2 separate regions of the Homo sapiens genome follow, and region 1 is linked to region 2. A link is an interaction called in ENCODE POLR2A ChIA-PET data of the cell type or tissue named here. Cell type or tissue: OCI-LY7. All regions are shown on one strand.

Evidence for each region. ChIA-PET counts read pairs that join two places held together with the same protein. Peaks named below come from ENCODE experiments on the same cell type or tissue, not always from the same donor. Only the 100,000 strongest peaks of a DNase experiment are listed, where the experiment ranks them.
Region 1: POLR2A ChIA-PET joins it to region 2 with 6 read pairs; 1 of 35 experiments calls an interaction of 5 or more read pairs at or near these places.

Annotation. Positions count from the first base shown.
Region 1 is chr20:50,811,171-50,813,670 of GRCh38, reverse strand. The region is part of intron 1 of BCAS4 (breast carcinoma amplified sequence 4); the gene reads right to left. Among named protein-coding and RNA genes, the nearest start is that of BCAS4, 17 kb to the right of the region's middle. RefSeq lists a silencer at 1,274-1,323. In OCI-LY7, no CTCF peak of the experiment used is centred here; DNase peaks (open chromatin) are centred at 250, 1,130 and 2,006; H3K4me3 peaks cover 2,202 bases; H3K27ac peaks cover 2,500 bases.
Region 2 is chr20:51,587,552-51,590,051 of GRCh38, reverse strand. No RefSeq gene overlaps it. Among named protein-coding and RNA genes, the nearest start is that of NFATC2, 46 kb to the right of the region's middle. In OCI-LY7, no CTCF peak of the experiment used is centred here; no DNase peak of the experiment used is centred here.

The DNA.
Region 1 (2,500 bases), 780 kb after region 2:
CTCCACCCATGATCTTCTCTAATTCAACAAATGGAAACTCCATCATCCTCTCGTTCAGGCCAAATACTTCGGAGCACCCTTGACTCTTCTCTCCCACCTTCCACCCCATCCAATGTGCCAGCAAATCTTCTCATTTCTACCTTCAAAATGTCTCTACCCAAATCCAACTACTTCACTCTCTCTCCCATACAACCAAGCACCATGGCGCAAGTCACCGTCGTCTCTTGCTAGGACTCTTGCAGTAGCCTGCTCGCTGGTCCCAGCTTCCTGTTCTTACTGCCCTTCAATCTACTCTGTGCAGTCCTGTTAAGACAAAAGCTCTCCCCACCCCAAATCCTCCACTGTACCACTTTGCACTCACAGGGATGGCTGCAATCACAAAAATGGAAAATGATGAGGGCTGGCGAGGATGTGGAGGAATTGGAAGCCTCACGCACTGCTGGTGGGAAGGGTACAATTGTGCAGCTGCTCTGAAAACCAGTCCAGCATCTCCTCAAAAGGAACACAGAGTCAACTTATGGCCAAGCAATATACCCGAAAGAAATGAAAACAGACCAGGCACAGTGGCGCACACATTTAGTCCCAGCACTTTGGGAGGCTGAGGCAGGCAGATCACTTAAGCCCAGGAGTTCAAGGCCATCCTGGGCAACATAGTGAGACACCGTCTCTACAAAAAAAAATACAAAAATTAGCCGGACATGGTGGCATGTGCCTGTATTCCCAGCTACTTAGGAGGCTGGGGTGGGAAAAGCACTTGAGCCCAGAAGATCAAGGCTGCTGTGAGCCATCATGGCGCCACTGCACTCCAGCCTGGATGACAAAGCAAGACCCTGTCTCAAAAAAATAAAAAATAAAAATAAATAAAAAAGAAATGAAAAATATGCTCTCACAAAAACTTGCACAATATTCATTACAGTCAAAAAGTTGAAAAGCCTGGGTGTGGTGGCTCACGCCTGTAATCCCAACACTTTGGGAGGCCGAGGCAGGCAGGTCACTTGAGGTCAGGAGTTCGAGACCAGCCTGGCCAAGATGGTGAAACCCCCTCTCTACTAAAACTACAAAAATGAGCTGGACGTAGTGGCACAAGCCTGTAGTCTCAGCTACTTGGGTGGCTGAGGCACGAGAATTGCTTGGGGAATCCAGGAGGTGGAGTTTGCAGTGAGCTAAGATCGCTCCACTGCACTCCAGCCTGGGCGAGAGAGCAAGACTCTATCTCAATTTAAAAAAAAAAAAAAAAGGCCAGACGCAGTAGCTCACGCCTGTAATCCCAGTACTTTGGGAGGCCAAGGGGGGGCGGATCACAACGTCAGGAGATCGAGACCATCCTGGCTAACACGGTGAAACCCCGTCTCTACTAAAAAATACAAAAAATTAGCCGGGCGTGGTAGTGGGCGCCTGTAGTCCCAGCTACTCGGGAGGCTGAGGCAGGAGAATGGCGTGAACCCAGGAAGCAGAGCTTGCAGCGAGCCAAGATTGTGCCACTGCACTCCAGCCTGGGCAACAGAGTGAGATTCCATCTCAAAAAAAATAAATAAATAAAAAGTAGACACGACCCAATATCCATTAAGTGATGAATGAACAAATAAAATGTGATGTATCCCTACAATAGAGTATCATTTGTCCATAAAAAGTAATGGAGCACCAGCACACACTACAACATGGATGATCCTTGAAAACATGATGCTAAGTGAGAGAAGCCAGGCACAAAAGGTCACGCATGACATGATTCCACTTACAAGAAATGTCCAGGCTGGGCACAGTGGCTCATGCCTGTAATCCCAACATTTTAGGAGGCTGAGGCAGGCAGATCACTTGAGGTCAGGAGTTTGAGATCAGCCTGGCCAACATGGCAAAACCCCATCTTTACTAAAACTACAAAAGTTAGCCAGGCCTGGTGGCATGAGCCTGTAGTCCCAACTACTCGGGAGGCTGAGGCATGAGAATCGCTTGAACTCTGGAGCTGGAGGTTGCAGTAAGCCAAGATCGTGCCACTGCACTCCAGCCTCGGCGAGAGAACGAGACTCCATCTCAAAAGAAAAGGAAGGGAGGGAGGAAACGTCCAGAGATCGGCAAATCCACAGAGACAGAAAGAAATAGATTCGTGATTGCCCCTCTGCATGGAGTGGCAGGGAGAGGAGGGAATAACTGCTAATGGTGATGGGGTTTCTTTTTTGGGTCATAGAAATGTTCTGCAATTAGGTCACGGTGATGTCTGCACAACACAGTAAATATACTAAAAGCCAACAAACTATATACTTTAAAATCATACATTTATACATGAATTATATACCAATTTTTTTTTCTTAGAGACAGGGTCTCACTCTGTCATCCAGGCTAGAGTGCAGTGGTGGGACCATAGCTCACTGCAGCCTCCAACTCCTGGGCCTCAGGGATCCTCCCGCCTCAGCCTCTTGAGTAGCTGGGACTACAGATGGGCACCACCATGCCTGGCTTCTATTTTTTGAGTCCTCCCTCATCTTCTACCTGCTCAGAAAACACC
Region 2 (2,500 bases):
TAACCTTGAACTCCTGGGCTTAAGTGATCTTCCTGCCTCAGGACCCTGAGTAACTGGGACTACAGGCCCAAGCCACTGTGCCTGGCTAATTTTTTAATTTTTTTTTTTTTGTAGAGATGGGGTCTTGCTATGTTGCCTAGGCTGGTCTTGAACTCCTGACCTCAAGTGATGCTCTCACCCTGGCCTCCTAAAGTGCTAGGATTACAGGCCATTTCAACTATTTTTTGTTTGTTTGTTTGTTTTGGTTTTTGAGACGGAGTCTGGCTGTGTCGCCCAGGCTGGAGTGCAGTGGTGCGATCCCGGCTCACTGCAACCTCTGCCTCCTGGGTTCAAGCGATTCTCCTGCCTCAGACTCCCAAGTAGCTGGGACTACAGGCATGCGCCACCACACCTGGCTAATTTTTGTACTTTTAGTAGAGATGGGATTTCACCATGTTGGCCAGGCTGGTCTGGAATTCCTGACCTCAGGTGATCTGCTCGCTTCGGCCTCCCAAAGCGCTGGGATTACAGGCGTGAGTCACCGCGCCCAGCATTTCAACAATTTTTTAAGTGTACAGTTCATTGGCACTAAGTTCTTGAGTTTTAAGAGTGGATTCTGGGCTGGGCGCGGTGGCTTGTGCCTGTAATCCCAGCACTTTGGGAGGCCGAGGCGGGCGGATCATGGGTCAGGAGATCGAGACCATCCTGGCCAACATGGTGAAACCCTGTCTCTACTAAAATACAAAAAAATTAGCTGGATGTGGTGGCACTTGCCTGTAGTCCCAGCTACTCGGGAGGCGGAGGCAGGGGAATTGCTTGAACCCGGGAGGTGGACGTTGCAGTGAGTCAAGATTATGCCACTGCACTCCAGCCTGGCGACAGAGCGAGACTCTGTCTCAAAAAAAAAAAAAAAAAAAAAAAAGTGCATTCTGGAAGATTCAGGAACCTGACTGAACAAAATGACTCTTGCCTTTTGATGGCTTTTTACACCTGCAAAGTACTTTCCCACCTAGACCTCACAATTTCGTGAGGCAGGTGTCATTATCTCCATTTTGTAGATGAGAAAAACAACACCGAGAGAGGGTGAGGTTGACCCAGGCCCACATAGCACCTAAAATGATTGAATTTTGTGGTTGAATTTTGACAGAGGATGTATCTGTGAGAAAAAACATCTGTTATAGCAGAAAACTCTCAAACGACCTAGTTTAAATAAGATATAAAGTGCTTTCTGTCTCACATCAGAGGAGGCTGGGGTTAGGAGGTTCAGGAGAGGTATGCTGGCCTGGATTGTCACTGGGAAACCAAGGCTTCTTCAGCTCTGCACTGGCCCATCCTAAGGCTGCTGCCCTTATCCTCCTTATCCAGGGTGGCTGCTGGAGGTCCCGCCTTCATGCCTGAAGTCCGGCCAGTAGGAAGGAGCAAAGAGAGGGAGCCCTGTCCTTTGAGGGAGACTTCCCAGAGTTCCCACACATTGCTTGTGCTGACATCTTGGGCAAATGACCACATGACCACACCTGGCTTGCAAAGAGGCTGGGAAATGTAGCTGTTTAACAAGAATACTGACAAAAAGCAAGGTTTTGTTTCTGAGGCAGGAGGGAAAAGAAGGTGGGCAAACAGCAGTTTCTACACTAGACAGGGGAAAGACGTGGGATTCTAAGGAACCTTCACCTTAAATTACTTCATTTACTTACTATATACTATTTTTTTTTCTTGTATACAGAGTCTCACTCTGTCACCCCGGCTGGAGTGCAGTGGTGCTATCTCGGCTCACTGCAACCTCTCCTTCCCAGGTTCAAGTGATTCTTGTGCCTCAGCCTCCCAGGTAGCTGTGATTACAGGTGCTTGCCACCACATCCTGCTAAATTTTTTTTGCATTTTTTAGTAGAGACAGGGTTTCGCCATGTTGGCCAGGCTGGTCTGGAACTCCTGGACTCAAGTGATCCACCGGCCTTGGCCTCCCAAAGTGCTGGAGTTAGGGCATGAGCCACCGCGCCCGGCCACCATACACTTAAAGTTAAATGGGTGCCAGAGGTGAGTGAACAGGTAGGAGACGTGAACTCGCCCTCTTGTGAGAGCAGTAGCTGTGATCTCACTAGGCACTCTCTGGCCAGACACATTATTTCTTTTTATTTTATTCCTTTCTTTTTTTGCATTCCTTATTTCATTCATCTTAATTTTCCCTGAATCTCTTAGTTTTTCTTCTCCTGTTGTCTTTTTGTTTTAAAAAAATGAGTATAGAATACATACAGCAAAGTGTATCTAGTAGGCTAATATTAAATGCATAGTGATACATTTTTGCATAGGTTTGCACCCATGGGACCCCTACTGGGATCATGGAGAAGGTGTCTGATTCACTTTATGAGAAACTGCCAACAAACTCAAAGTGAGATAGTACTTTATCCTTACTAGGATGGTTACAATTAAAAGGACACGGTCAGTGTTGGAGGGGATGTGGAAAAATCAGAACCTTCGCGCACTGCTGGTGGGAATGTGAAATGGTTTGCTTGCTTTAGAAAACAGT